2 separate regions of the Mus musculus genome follow, and region 1 is linked to region 2. Evidence: chromatin loops called from intact Hi-C (ENCODE). Cell type or tissue: heart. All regions are shown on one strand.

Evidence for each region. A loop is a pair of places that touch in the nucleus more often than their neighbours do. Peaks named below come from ENCODE experiments on the same cell type or tissue, not always from the same donor. Only the 100,000 strongest peaks of a DNase experiment are listed, where the experiment ranks them.
Region 1: it touches region 2 in a loop (2.2-fold over the local background); 6 of 42 quality-filtered maps call a loop at or near these places.

Annotation. Positions count from the first base shown.
Region 1 is chr14:8,796,478-8,804,477 of GRCm38, reverse strand. No RefSeq gene overlaps it. Among named protein-coding and RNA genes, the nearest start is that of 4930455B14Rik, 130 kb to the right of the region's middle. In heart, no CTCF peak of the experiment used is centred here; a DNase peak (open chromatin) is centred at 4,087.
Region 2 is chr14:8,610,331-8,618,330 of GRCm38, reverse strand. The region is part of intron 4 of Cfap20dc (CFAP20 domain containing); the gene reads left to right. Among named protein-coding and RNA genes, the nearest start is that of Cfap20dc, 52 kb to the left of the region's middle. In heart, no CTCF peak of the experiment used is centred here; no DNase peak of the experiment used is centred here.

The DNA.
Region 1 (8,000 bases), 190 kb before region 2:
TTAATTGGGAATCTGCATGCCCAAACACTGAAGGTCCTTGTCCCCAAAGTTTTTGATAGATCAATAAAGATGCCAGTGGCCAATGGTTGTGCAAAGGGAGACTTGTTGGGATCCTTAGATTTTTGTGGGCTATGGTGCAGGAGAAAGGAGGAGAGACAGACAATCACCATGATCTGGTAGATTTAGAGCAGCAGGAAAGAGAGCCAAGGAGCATGTAAGAATTTGGCTAATAGCTACAGGCCACTTCCCTGATTGGGCCTGGGGTAGCAGGCAGAGGATTAGAACTGCCCAGCATTTCAAACTAATTACAGCAGTTCATTATAAGACTGTGTGTGTGTGTGTGTGTGTGTGTGTGTGTGTGTGTGTGTGTGTGTGTGTCTTTCATTCATGGATCCAAAGAGTTCCTGGACAGGTGGCTGGAAGTGCAGGACCTACCAGGAGAACAAAACAGTGTGGCTCGAATTACTACTACACTCTTATTTTTCAATGTAACCACAAACATCTATGGTCTTTCCTCTTAGAAATATCTGAGCCACATTGCATAGCTTCTGGCGAAGTTGTGATCATATTTTTGTTTGAATCTAGAAGGTTTTCTTTCATTTTTAATTTTCCTCTACTTTTTTCAATAGCTCACTTATCAACATGACTGTATCCCCCAGTCTACAGGTATCTGTGTAGTTAGTAGTTTTGCTATTGAATTATCCCATTGTGACTTGATAAGATACAAGAAAATACTGTGTTTGGGATGGGGTCAGGTGTTGTTGTCCATGTTTGTTAAGATTTGTTTTGTGTCTTATAAATGAGTTCTATTTTAGACAAGGTTGCATGGCCTGTTACAAATAATGTATATTCTATATTTGTTAAGAAGGGATTTTCTATGATATTCAAATCCAGCTACAGTTTGATCTACAGAGTAATTTAATTCTGCAGATCATTTGCTTTTTTGATTTTGATAACTGTTGTGGTTTGAATGAGAAACACTCCCACAGTCTTGGTCATTTGAGTCCTAGATGGAAGGACTGTTGAAGGGTTGTAGAGGGTGTCAGTCACTGAGATGGATGTTGAGGTTAAAAACTTCAGTCTCATGGCCGGGTGGTGGTGGCATATGCCTGTAATCCCAGCACTTAGGAGGCAGAGGCAGGCGGATTTCTGATTTCGAGACTAGCCTGGTCTACAGAGTGAGTTCCAGGACAGCCAGGGCTATACAGAGAAACCCTGTCTCAAAAAACCAAAATAAAAAATAAAATAATAAAAATAATAATAATAATAAAGCTTCAGTCTCTTCCTCTCTCTCTCTCTCTCTCTCTCTCTCCTTGGTTATTATAGTTTACCATGACTACTTCTTATTGCTATGCTTCCAACATCATGTGTTCTCTTTTTTAACCTCCTATACATTATATCTCTATCACAGTATTCCCTTCCCCTTTTCTTCCAGTCCTTCCTTCCTTTCTTCCCACTCCCTCATTCAAATTGCCCCTTTCCCACAGATCCACTTCTCCTCCATTTCCCTTCAGAAAAGAGCAGGCCTCCCATAGATATCAACCAAACACAGCATACCAGGCTGCACTAAGACTAGGCACATCCCCTTATATTAACACTTGATGAGGCAGCCCAGTCAGAGGAAAATGCTCCCCCAAAGCAGGCAAAAAGTTACAGACATCCCCTACTTTCACCGTAGAGAAGTCCCACAAGAACACCAAGTTCCACAACCACAAAATATATGCATCTATGCAGAGGACCTAGTTCAGACTCATGCAGACTCCAATCCCCACTTCAGTTTCCTTGGAGCCCTGTAAGAGCTGCTTAGTTGAATCTCTGGGTTTTGTTGTGCTGTCCTTTGACCGTCCAGCTTCTTAACTCCTTCCTACCCCTCTTCCAAAGTATTCCCCAGGCTCTGCCTAATGTTTTTCTGTGGGTTATTGCAGTTGCTCTCATCAGTTGCTGAATGAAACCTCTCTGAACATGATTACACAGGCTCCTGTCTATAAATGTAGCAGAATATTAGTAGGAATCATTTCCTTTACTGTATCCTTTTTTGTCAGTCCTGTTTGGTTTTAGCTTAGGTCTCTGGGTTATCCAGCTTCTGGTCTCTGACCCTCCAGGCAGTGTCAGGGATGAGCTTGCCCTCTGTGGCATGGTCTCATGTTGGACCAGTCATTGGTGAGCTACTCCCACACATTCTGCATCAACTTTGCCCCAGAATATTGGACCAGCAGGACAAATTGTAGGTCAAAAATGTTGTGGCTGGGTTGGTATGTCAATCTCTCCACTTCAAGCCCTGCCTAGTTACAGAAGATGGCTGGATCAGGCTCCATAGCCCCTACTACTAGGGGTCTTCACTAGGGTTATGCTCATAGATACTGGGGAGTTTCCATTACACTAGATTTCTTTCTTGCCTCTGAAATGCTCCACAATTCCAGTTTTCTCTCCTAGTACCCTCTTCCTCCACACCCTCCCAACCTGATCCCTATTGCTCCCATTGCTACTCTCCCCAAGTCAACCCTTAAAATCTAGTTTATTTCCCCTTTCCAGGGAGATTCATGTGTCTCCCTTGAACAGTTCTTGTTAATTAGCCTCTCTGGGTCTCTAGATTGTAGCACTATTATCCTTTACTTTGAAGCTATTATATACTTATAAGTGAGTCCAATACCATTCTTATATTCCTAGGTCTAGATTACCTTATTCAGGATGATGCTTTCTAGTTTGATTCATTAGTCTCCAAATTTCACGATCTTATTTTTTAAACAGTTGAGTAAATTTACTCTACTGTGTAAATGTACCGCATTTTCTTTAACTATTCTCTGGTTAAGGGACATAGAGTTTGGGTACATGCCTTTGGGTATATGCCCAGGAGGTGTATATCTGGGTAGATCAATTCCCAATTTTCTGAAGAACCACCATATTAATTTCCATAGAAACTGTATAAATTTGCACTCCAACCTGCAATTGAGGAGTGTTCCCCTTGCTCCACATCCTTACCAGCAAGCGTGAGCTGTACCTTGTGTTTTTGATCATAGCCATTCTGACAGGTGTAAGATGGGATCTCAGAGTAATTTTGATTTGCATTTCCTTGAAGGTTAATGATATTGAACACTTCTTTAAGTGTTTCTTGGCCATTTGAGATTCCCCTATTGAGAATTCTCTATTTAGATCTGTATTTCATTTTAAATTGGATTATTTGGTTTGTTGATAACTAGTTTCTTGAGTTCTTCATATATTTTGGAAATTATCCCTCTGTCAGATGTAGAGTTGGTGAAAATCTTTTTCCATTCTATAGGTTGACATTTTGTCCTATTGATGGTGTCCTTTGTCTTACAGAAGCTTTACAATTTTATGAGGTCCCACTCATTAATTGTCAATCTTATTGTCTACGCTATTGCTGCTCTGTTCAGGAAGTTGTGTATTGTGCCAATGCATAAAAAAACAATTCCCCACTTTCTCTTCTATTAGGTTCAGTGTATCTGGTTTCATGTTGAGGTCTTTGATCCACTTGTACCTGAGTTTTGTGCAGGGTGATGGATGTGGATCTGTTTGCATTCTTCTAAATTCAGGCATCCATTTACCAACACCATTTGTTGAAGATGCTTTCTTTCCTTCATTGTATTGTTTTCGCTTCTTTGTCAAAAATCAAGTGTCCATAGGTATGGGGGTTTATTTCTGGGTCACCAATTTGATTATTTTGATCAATCTGTCTTTATGACAATACCATGCAGTTTTATTGCTCTGTAACACAGCTGAAGCTCAAGCATGGTAATACATCCAGAAGTTCTTTTACTATAAAGGATTGTTTTAGCTATACTGGGATTTTTGCTTTTCCATATGAAGTTGAGTACTGTTTTTCAAGCTCTGTAAAGAAGTATGTTGGAATTTTTGTGGAAATTATATTGAATATGTAGATTGACTTGTCATAGAGGTCTTTCACTTGCTAGGTTAGAGTTACCCTCAAGATATTTTACAGTGCCCACTGGCTGCTCCGAAAAGCCATCTTTGCATTGTTCCTGGGTCGTGCTCCGCGCTCGCTGCAGCCACCTTCGCCGCCCACCGCCTCCTCCAGCGCGGACTCCGGCAGCTCTCTCGCCAGAGTCCTCGAACTCGACTTTAATTCCCTCACTCGCGGCATCGGACCACCGGCGTGCCCCACCATGTCAGACGCGGCAGTGGATACCAGCTCCGAGATCACCTGACCAAGGACTTGAAGGAGAAGAAGGAAGTTGTGGAGGAGGCAGAGAATGGAAGAGATGCACCTGCCAATGAGAACGCTCAAAATGAGGAAAATGGGGAGCAGGAGGCTGACAATGAGGTAGATGAAGAAGAGGAAGAAGGTGGGGAGGAAGAGGAGGAGGAGGAAGAAGGTGACGGTGAGGAGGAGGATGGAGATGAAGATGAGGAAGCTGAGGCTCCTACGGGCAAGCGGGTAGCTGAGGATGATGAGGATGACGATGTGGACACCAAGAAGCAGAAGACCGAGGAGGATGACTAGACAGCAAAAGGAAAAATAACCTTACGCACCGTGACCTATTCACCCTCCACTTCCCGTCTCAGAATTTAAACGTGGTCACCTTCGAGTAGAGAAGCAGGCCCCGCCCGCCCACAGCGGGCAATGCCACCCACAGATATGACATGCGCTCTCCACCACCCCTCCAAAACTACAACATGAATTGGCAACATGGGAGGAAAAAAGAACCAGAACTTCCCAGGCCCTACTTTTTTTCTTAAAAATACTTTAAAAGGAAAATTTGTTTGTATTTTTTATTTACATTTTATATTTTTGTACATATTGTTAGGGGTCAGCCATTTTTAATGATAACGGGTGACCAAACCAGCCTTCAGAGCGTTTTCTGTCCTACTTCAGACTTTACTTGTGGTGTGACCATGTTCATTATAATCTCAAAGGAGAAAAAAAAAAACCTTGTAAAAAAAAAAGCAAAAACAACAACAAAAAAACAATCTTATTCCGAGCATTCCAGTAACTTTTGTGTATGTACCTAGCTGTACTATAAGTAGTTGGTTTGTATGAGATGGTTAAAAAGGCCAAAGATAAAAAGATTTTTTTTTCCTTTTCTTTCTGTCTATGAAGTTGCTGTTTATTTTTTTTTTTGGCCTGTTTGATGTATGTGTGAAACAATGTCCAACAATAAACCGGAATTTTATTTTGCTGAGTTGTTCTAACAAAAAAAAAAAAAGATATTTTACAGTGTTTGTGACTATTATGAATGTTATTGCTTTTCTGATTTCTTTCTCAGACTGTTTGTCATTTGTATGTTGTTGTTTTTTTTTTAATTAATCTTGAATCAAGCCACTTTGCTGAAGGTATTTATCTATCCCTGGTACAATTTTGATGGTTGCTATGTATATGATCATATTATCTTTGATTAGCAATAATTTGAATTTTTTTCCTTTCCAATTTGTATCCCCTTGATCTCCTTTAGTTGTCTTATTGCTTTAGCTAGAACTTCAAGTACTGTATTGAATAGATATGGAGAGGATGGACAGTCTGTCTTGTCCCAGATAGGTGAATGCTTTTAGTTTCTCTTCATTTAATTTGATGTCAACTTGTTGTAAATTGCCTTTATTATGTTCATGTATGTCCCTTATATTCCTGATCCTCCAATACTTTTAGCATGCAGGGGTGTTGTATCTTTTCAAGGGCCTCTTCATCATCTAATGAGATAATAATGTGGGTTGGCTTTTTCCTTTTAGCATATTTATATGGTGGATTACCTTAATGGACTTTCATATGGTGTCCCATCCCTGTATCTCTGGGGTGAAGCCTACTTGATCATGTGAATGATTTTTATATGTGTTCTTAGATTTGATTTGTAAGTATATATTGAGTATTTTCACGTCAGTGTTCATTAGAAAAATTGGTCTGTAATTCTCTTTCTTTGTTGAATCTTTGTGTACCTTGGTTATCAGGCTTTCTATGGCCTAATAAGAATGAATTTGGCAATGTTTCTTCTAATTCTGCTTTGTGGAATTATTTGAGGTGTTTTTGCATTAGCTTTTCTTTGAAGAGCTGCAAGAATTCTGTGCTAAAACTGTCTGGCCCTGGGGTTATTTGGTTGGTTGGTTGGTTGGTTGGTTGGTTTGGTTTGGTTTGGTTTGGTTTGGTTTGGTTTGGTTTGGTTTGGTTTTGGTTTGGGGACTTTTAATCATTGTTTCTATTTCCTTAGGAGTTATAAGTCTATTTAAGTAGTTTATCTGATCTCAATTTAACTTCAGTAAGTCCTACATATAGAAAAAATCATACATGTCTTTTGGATTTTTCAATTTTATGGAATTCAGGTTTTTGAAGAATGACTTAATGATCCTTTGGATTTCCTCTTTGTTGTTATGTCCCTTTTAATTTCTTATTTGTTAATTTAGATATTATGTCAATATGCTTTAGTGATTTGGCTAAGGGTTTCTATCTTGTTGATATTCTCAAAGAACCAACTCATTGTTCCATTGATTCTTTGTATTGTTCTCTTTGTTTCTATTTAATTGATGTCAGCCCTAAGCTTAATTAATTTCTTTCATCTACTCCTCTTGGGTATGTTTTCTTCTTCTTCTTCTTCTTCTTCTTCTTCTTCTTCTTCTTCTTCTTCTTCTTCTTCTTCTTCTTTCCTTTCTTCCTTTCTTCCTTTCTTCCTTTCTTCCTTTCTTCCTTTCTTTCTTTCTTTCTTTCTTTCTTTCTTTCTTTCAAGTGTCTTCTTAAGTTGCTATTGTGAGATGTCTCCAATTTCTTTATGAAGGCGCTGAGTACTATGGACTTTCCTCTTAGCACTCTTTCATTGTGCACCATAAGTTTGGGTTTGTTTTGCCTTTTTTCATTGATCTAATAAGTCTTTAATCTTTATTTATGCCTTGACCCAGTGGTCAATTAGTAGAGTGTTTTTCAGTTTCTATAAGTTCGTATGCTTTCTTATTTCTGTTAGTTTTGCAATACAAGTTTAATCAAAGATGGTATGATAGTGTACAAGGGGCTATTTCAATATTTTTAACCTGTTGATACTGCTTTTATGACCTAGTACGTGGTCAATTTTGGAGAAAGTTTCATGAGAAGGAAGTATGTTCTTTTATGTTTGGGTGAAATATTCTGTAGATATTTACTAGGTTCATTTGGTTCACAACATCTGTTAGTTCTATTATTTCTCTGTTTAGTTTTTGCCTAGATGGCATGTGTATTGGTGAGAGTAGGGTATAGATGTCTCCCACTATTAATGTATGAGGTTCTATATGTGATTTAAGCTTTAGTAATATTCCTTTTACAAATGTGGATGCCATTGCATTTAGTGCATAGATGTTAAGGATTGAGATATTATCTTTTTGGGGTTATCCTTTGATGAGTATGCAGTGTCCTTTCCCATCTCGTTTCCCATTTTGGTTGGAAGTCTATTTTGTTAGACATTAGAATAGTTACACCAGCTTGCTTCTTAGGTCCATTTGCTTAAAGAAATCTTTTCCCAACCCTTTACTCTAATATCTATCTTTTATGTTGAGGATATTTCTTGCATGCAGCAAAAGAATGTATACTATTTTGTTTATATCTGTATCTGTTATCCTGTCTTTCTGTTGGGAAAATAAGTCCATTTATATTGAGAGATATTAATGACTAAAAACTATTCTGTCATTTTGTGTATTGACTGAGTTTCTGTCAACTTGTCACAAGCTAGAGTGATCAGAGAAGAAGGAGCCTCAATTGAAAAAATGCCTCTGTGGGATCCAACTATAAGGCATTTCCTCAATTAGTGATCAATGGGGATAGGCCCAGCCCACTGAGGGTGGTCCCATCTCCGGGCTGGTCCTGGGTTCTATGAAAAGCAGACTGAGCAAACCAGGAGAAATGAACTTGTAAGCAGCACCCGTCTGTGATCTCTGCATTAGCACCTGCCTCCAAGTTCCTCCTCTGAGTACCTGTCTTAACTTCCTTCAGTGATGAACAGAAATATGGAAGTGTAAATTGAATAATCCCTTTCCTTCCTTCCAACTTGCTTTTGGTTGTAGCAATGTTTACTCTA
Region 2 (8,000 bases):
CTGACCAGAGTTTCCTGTCCCTTCTCTCTTCACATTCCTCCCCCACCTTGCCTCTCTTCCATTTTCTTTTAGAAAAGGGCAGGCCTCCTGTGATAGCAGCCACACATGACAATGGGACTAGGTACATCCCTTCGTATCAAGGCTGGTTGAGGCAATTCTCTAGGAGGAAAAGGGGCCCAAAAGCTGGATTAAAAAAAAAGTTAGAGACAGCCAAGAGAAACAGGATTTCTCTTGCTGAAACTGTGCAGTCATCTAATTCGATGTGTGTAGGGTGTTTTTGCAAATGAGAACTTAATACTTTATACTGTCTTTTAGGCCTCATAAACTCTAGAAGTGAGAGTAATCTGAGAGTAATCAATACTTAAATTTTATTAATTCGCAATGCTGTAGTCTGTATTGAAGACTGTATTAAGACTCCGATGATGAAAACATTTAATTGCACTAGTATATTGAAGCTTTTTTGGCAGTAAGACCTAATGACTCAATTCTATCTTTTATCTATGTGGAAATATAGGTGGGAGGTCAAGCAAGATGCCATCAGTCTCACTTCAGGTCAGTTCAATTTATCTAAAGATGATCTATAGAACAACAAAAGGAAGTGCCCAGTTATGTAAGATGCTATGATGTTTGTCAATCTTTTTTAAAAACTTTTTTATTGGTTATTTTATTTACTTACATTTCAAATGTTTTCTCCTTTACAGTTTCCCCTCCACAAATCCCTTCTCCCCCCTCCCCTGCCTCTACGAGGGTGCTCCCCACCAGCCCACCCACTCCTTCTGCAGCATCCTAGCATTCCCCTACACTGGGGCATTGAGCCTTCACAGGATCAAGGGGGTCCCCTCTCATTGATGCCAGATAACGCAATCCTCTGCTATATATCCAGCTGGAGCCATGCTTGCCCCCCCCCCCGTGTACTCTCTAATTGGTGGTTTAGTCCCTGGGAGCTTTGGGGGGGGGGGAGTCTGGTTGGTTGATGTTGTTGTTCTTATGGGGCTGCAAACCCTTCGGCTCCTTCAGTCCTTGCCCTAACTCCTCCATTGGAGTCCCCACGCACAGGCTGATGTTTGACTGCAAGCATCCACATCTGTATTGGTCAGGCTCTGGCAGAGCCTCTCAGGGGACAGCTATACCAGGCTCCTACCTATCAGCACGGGCTTCTTGGCATCAGCAATACTGTCTGGGTTTGGTGTCTGCAGATGGGATGGATCCCTAGGTGGGGCAGTCTCTGCATAACCTTTCCTTCAGTCTCTGCTCCACTCCTTGTCCCTGCATTTTCTTTAGACAGGAGGAAATCTGGATTAATATTTTTGAGGTGGGTGGGTGGCCCCATCCCACACCCTGCGGCAGTGCCTATCCAGTGGATAAGATCTCTACAGGTTCTCTCTCCCCTTTGTTAGGTATTTTAGTTAATGTCCTCCCTGTTGGGTCCTGGGAACCTCTTGGGTCCCTGGCATCTGGGACTTTCTAACTAGTGACTGCCCCCAGTTCCCCCTCCCCCACTGCTACTCACCTCCTTTCAAATTCCTGACCCTCTGTGCTTTTTCCTAGCTCCCCCCTTTTTACCCTCCTCCTCCTCTCTTCCCAGTTCCCTCTCTCCCTCTACTTCCCAAGATTATTTTCTTCCCCCGCTGAGTAGGATTGTAGTATCTACACTTTGGTGTGGTCTTCCTTCTTCCTGGGTTTCATTTGGTCTGTGAGTTGTATCATGGGGACATTTGTCAATCATAAAAGCTAAGTAGAGCCAGGGGTTTACCAGCTTCAACACAGTAATGGCTATTAGTAAAAAATTCTTAAATTATTATGAGAGTCTATCTATACATAAATATGTTTATTCATAAATATACATTATATTTATGAGGTAGGGTGTGTGTGTGTGTGTTGAGATAGAGGCTCACTGTGTTGCCAGTGCTATTCTCCAGCTTGCAGTCCTACTGCCTTAACCTTCTGAGTACTGAAATTACAGCAGGGCCAACCATGCCTATCATAGAACATAAATCTCATATGAACACTTATAAGATTCTTCTTATATTGGCTTTCATATACTTTTCATGCTTCAAGGAAGCATCGAGGATTCTGGGTGGAATAAAGTCTTGCTGTCCCCCATGTGGCTATTAGGTGCCACAAGGAGACCTCTGCTTTTGCCATGCATTTATCAAGTACCTCTACATAGTCCATCAGTACACAAAGCAAAGATCCCTGCTCCCACAAAGTCCATGTTCTCTCTTTGTAGCCTGAGTGCCTTGTCCTAAAACTGCCTGGTCACCATCTTTCTTAGGTTTTACTCAAAATTGTTGGCAGCAGAAGCCCTGTCACGCACCTGTCTCAGGGCCTTTGCTAGGTTAGAAGAGCCAGAGGCAGCAGCGGCAGCACATTTAACAAAGAGACCGTGTCAGTTGATCCAGTGTCTGCCGAATGATCTGCCTGTGCATTGAGTTTGAGCGGTTTTAAAAGAGCCCTCAGGCAGTGCAGGAAATGACGGTGAGTTTAGGAAAGCTTGGTCTTATTGCAGGGTGTGGCTTCCACCCTGTCAGGCTTGGCTTTCTTCCTGAAGGCTAGTTTGGTATCTCTGCTGCCTAGTGCAGTGAGGGTTGAGTTCATCATCCGCCCACAAACATCAGGCCTTCCATTTTCCAGCCAGGAAAGTAGAGAGTAAATGTCTTTAGACTTTTGCCTCAGCTAACTGAGCCTCCATCTCTATGTGACTAGACATCAGACCACTGCTGACACAGTGTCTGTTTTCTATAACTTGGATCTTTGATACCCATGAGCAGCTTTGGTGTGCATCTGTTGGCTTAGAGATATATAGGGCAATAGTATAAATATAACTAAACTCTAAAAGCAATCTATGACTTGCTATTCTGAAAGTTATAACTTGCCAAGTATAGAATCATCATCTGAATCTCAATAAGATTTAAGCTGCAAAATATCTATAAACGGGAGAGCTTTTCTGGCTAATACTTTGTATGGCAAATGCTCCTTTCCTCCCTCACATATTAGAAAACTGTGGCAACTGTTTTCCCTGCCTTCACCCATTATATATGTCGGAGACTGGGGCAGAGTAACGATACTAGACTGTTCTAAGCATAAAGTGAGTGTGTGTTCAGACGACTGAGAACCCTGCTACAGTGTTTCACAATGTTTAAAGCTCTCTATTGTGTTCCTCTTCCCTGAATTGTTTTCAGTGTGATTAAACATTCATTCCCCTCTAATTACTCTTGAAATACTTTAAGAAAAGTCTTTTGATTTGTCACATGACTTTAGGAAGCATCACAGAACTTTAACTCAGAAACCCCCAGTGACTTATACCTGTGTTCTTAACTAAAACCCTGGGTAAGTGACTTAAGTTTCTGAGAACCCAGTTTCTATGTATGTCAAAGGAGAAAATCTCTACTTGATGTGGGGATTACTATAGAATGATTTTTAAAATGTTTTAAGCAAGGCAAATTCTAGGTCTTATTTTAAAATGGTCACAATGTCTTTTTCACATCAACTGTCAATGGCGACCCTCAGGGGAGGGCAAATGGCAAGGAGAAAATCACATCGCATCAAATACTGAGCACATCAGACAGGGCAGGGGAACTGAGTACATCAGACAGGGCAGGGGAACTGAGTACATCAGACAGGGCAGGGGAACTGAGCACATCAGAGAGGGCAGGGGAACTGAGCAGGTCAGACAGGGCAGGGGAACTGAGCAGGTCAGACAGGACAGGGGAACTGAGCACATCAGACAGGGCAGGGGAACTGAGCAGGTCAGACAGGACAGGGGAACTGAGCACATCAGACAGGGCAGGGGAACTGAGCACATCAGACAGGGCAGGGGAACTGAGCACATCAGACAGGGCAGGGGAACTGAGCCTCTAACCCAGGTTCTCTGTAAAATCAGCCTGTGGCTTTTGTTATGGTGATCAGAATACATAGTGTTACTTCTCTGGATTCGCAGTTGTAGCATCTCAGTGGTAGTTCTTAAAGCATTACTAAAGTGACAGGGTTTAGAGATTTTAACTTGAGTGGTAATTTTAATTAATAATCAGTGCAGAGCATGTAAAAGGTGTTCAACTGATTTTATTTTCAAAAATATTCTCCTTATTTAAAGCCATTTTAGTTACGCTGTTCAGGAGCACCCATTTTTTCATGTGACTTTTGTTTAGAAATTACAGCTAGCTGTCATCCACAGCTAATGCTCTCTCTCTTAGAAGGGAGGGAGGGAGAGGCAATGAGAGGGAGGGAGGGAGAGGGAGGGAGGGAGAGGGAGGGAGCTGGCCACTCCTACATTAGCTTACTCTTAACTGGTAGGAGTAGGAGACAGCTCTGCAAGTGAGAAAACCCAAGGCCTGGGGAGTCATCTTGCCCCAGTTCCTCTAAGCAGGTTAACAGAACTGCAGCCCCAGCTCACTTCTGCTGGGCCCTGACAGTCCATGTGCCATGACTTCATTTTTCTGGCTCCCAGATAGGTTAGGACAGTGGCCAGCAAGTACAGGACTGGCCATGAAGCCTGATGACCCAAGCTGAGTTCCTTAGAGTCCCTGTGGTAAAGAAGAGAACTGACTCCTAATAAGTTTTCTTCTGACCTCTGAGAGTGAGGCACATTAATTAACTAATTAACTAATTAATTAATTAATTATCTGTAAACATGGTGGCCTATCAAATAGTATTTTAGGATCTGCTTGGCATTTTAAAATGCCCAGACTTACTTGTTTCATTGTTTGCCGTGTGTCTGAGTCTATTCCTTCTCTTCCGGCCACCCTAATGGCAGAGTCCTTGGGAGTCCCGGGTCCTATAATCACACTGGACCTCCCCTCTACACCGAAGCCAACGGTCGTTGAAGCACAAGCTCCTTAAAGCAATACTAATATAGACATGTAGTTAATAAGACAATTCTTGCGATTTGTACTTTAACTTATATTCAGTTTTCTTTATCACTCCTGTGTCAGAGCTCTTTGTCCCCATTTCACTTTATGAAGGGGTTCATTTTATGGTTGAGGATCTAGTCAGAACCTTCAATTTTCGTTCAGAACTGAGATATTTTTCTCTCATGTGCCTCACCTGAGCCCCATCGGCCTGTGTCCGGAGGCTCTCCCATGGCCATTCTCTCTAGAGACGCACAAAGCCTGTTCTCTCGGGGGAGGTTCTCCTCTCCTCTGCCTGCTCGATGACTCTCCTCACTGTTTCAGGCACTAGCAGGCCTGGAAATGTTTCCGGCTTCCCTCCGGCTTCCCTCCGCTCCTTCCCCAACATTCCTGAATGTCCTTGCTATCAGGCATCACAGTCCCCTGCCCACCTTGGTGAGGACTGTGGTCCCCAATTGTACCATCCAGTTATCCTTCCCTCATTTTAAAAAAGTAATACAAGTGTGTGCGCACTTACCATTTATTATTCTCTCCGACTCTGGCTGTGCTACATTGGTTTTTAAAACATTTTCCCCACACCCTTGTGCAAGCTGGCTGACACAGAAAACTTCTGCAAATATAACTTTAGTAATTTGGGTCGGGGGCAGGGAGAAAAAACAGGAAGTTCAAATGTACTTTTCCTATACCAAATTTCCAAGTTGGAACTTTGTATTTCTGGTGTTTCCCATACTGAATGCAGTGAGATATAAGCCCTAGAACCCTTTTAAGATCCGAGACCATTCTGAGTTAGCTCTAGTGGTTACCAAAACAAGCCCAGTGCAAAGCCCTTTAAATATCCACAGTTTGTATCTCTCAGACCACATGCCATCACTATTATAGGTCCCATGGCTTGAAACTATCGAGTCCACCCACCTCTTTCTCCTTCTATGCAACCAACTCCGTGGACAGAGTCAGTGGACATCCCTGTCTTTTTCACTTTGTTAGCACTGACACTGTTTGCATCCTAACCTAAGTCCCTGTATCAGTCATGGAGCAGCCTCTTCCTGGGACATGCATGCTGAAAGGGAAGCCCTATTTCTGGGACAGCTATTACCAGAGTCAGTACTGCAGTGGGATCTTTGGAAGCTTTTCAGAGGCTCACTCAGTCATGTCTGGGCAGTACCTTACATTATCCAAACAACACAGGAGCAAACACCAGCTGAGTGTTTGCTGGACTCTGGACTCTAACATGCTCAACCCTGTGTTTGGAAAGTAGATTGTACATACTATCCTTACCTTGGCATCTGTGGGAACTGGCTGTCTAAGCTCTTACTGGATCACATTCTCTATACCTTTCTCCCAAGGCAGAAGTCAGATCTTGTAGGAGATCTCTGTGGACATCAGTATTGAGAGAAGTGCCTAGACATTCAGTCATTCACAACTCAATGTGACTAGACTTGTCCTCTCCTGAGCCTTAGGGTTTGAGTATGTCTTTAAAAGAAGTCATTATGGCCTAGAAAGATAGCTTAGTGAAATGCATGACACACAAACCTAAGGACCTTATTTTGATCCATAGCACCCATTAAGAAAGAAAACAACAACAACAAACAAACGGATGTGGTTGCTCATGTCTGTAGCCCAAAGACTGGGGAGGAAAGAAACAGGAGGATCGCTGGGGTTCACTACCCAGGCAGTCTAGTCAGTTGGTGAGTTCTGGCTTTAGTGAGAGATGAGTTGGAGGATGATTACAGAAGCTATCCAATGGCAGCCTCTGGCCTCTAAACGTGCATGTTCGAGCATGCACACACAGACACACTCTTTAACCTCCACTTGCCCAAGGCAAAACATCTTATCTATCGGGTACTTGGGTCACTGGTAATATGTCTGACTTCACAAAGGCGGAGGCCATAGTAATTCTTTACAATGCCTGTCAGCCCAGGGTCCTTCAAGGCTACCAAAGAGAGCAGGCAGGCATAAATTATTTCACTGTCTCTGGGAAACTCGCAGTCTGGGGACATTGCCCCTCCATTCTGAGATGGAGACAATAAAGCCTCTCTCAGTAAGCTGTCGTTAGGATTCACATTTCAAGATCGTATATGAAGTGGTCAATACATTCATCACCCAGACATCAATCATCACCCACTCTCTAGATCACATCCTAGGCCACTGCCAACTGTCTGGAAACACTGTGCTGCAGTTGTTTTCATTGAGAAGGGAGGAGGAGGAGGAGGAGGAGGAGGAAGAGAAGGAGGAGGAGGAAGAGAAGGGGGAGGGAGAGGAGGAGGAGGAAGAGGATGTTGATGATGGCACTGATGATGACGATGATTATGATGACAAATTTCACAAAGGTTTTGAGAGGACTGAATATATTAGTGCAAGTACTGTGTACATAATAAGAGTTCAATAAAACTGATGTATTATAAAAACAAAGTAACACCTGAGAGCTTTTAAAATCAGAGAACAGTGTTGTTCAAAGTGGCCATTGCTGTGAGATAAGGAAGTTGGACCACAGTGTAATACGGTGCTTTTCCTCTGTGAAAGCTTCTGGTAGGAAAAAAAGAGTGTTCTTGGTGAGAAAGCTTATTTACATTCTGGTGCTAGCTTCCTGTCATCTTTGTTGATCAATAATAAACAGCTTCAGACCAGATCTTTGCTGTTGTTTGTTTTCTTGGCACAGGATACAGTAGGCAGTGAGGAGATTCCTTTATACACCTGGCCTGAAAAATCTGTTTAAGATATGTTACTAAGGTAAATAAAAATTTTCTCCATAACAGCTTTTTGCTCATTTGTTGCAGTTAGCATAAACCACAGCTGTCTTTTGTTGTTGTTTGGTTGTTGGTTTGGTACTTAGTTTGTTAGTAGGTGACATGTATTTGTATAAATAAGTTTGGAAATGACACTGCTTGGCAATGAAACAGAATCTGGTGTTATTCAGGAAGGGATGCTCACAAGTAAAGACAGTCTTGATTCATTTATAGCCAAAAGAGTAACATAAAATTAGTAAATATATTATATTACTCTAGGGTGTCCAGAGAAGCATTCCTGGTACCTGTGTTGTGTCTTTCTTCTATGGCTTTGGCTTATGAACGTAGTGCAGTGATGGAGACAGAGAAGTCCCATAATCCATAGGGAGCAGAGTGGAGTGCCTGGAGTGGGTGACTCAGCTCAGACTGA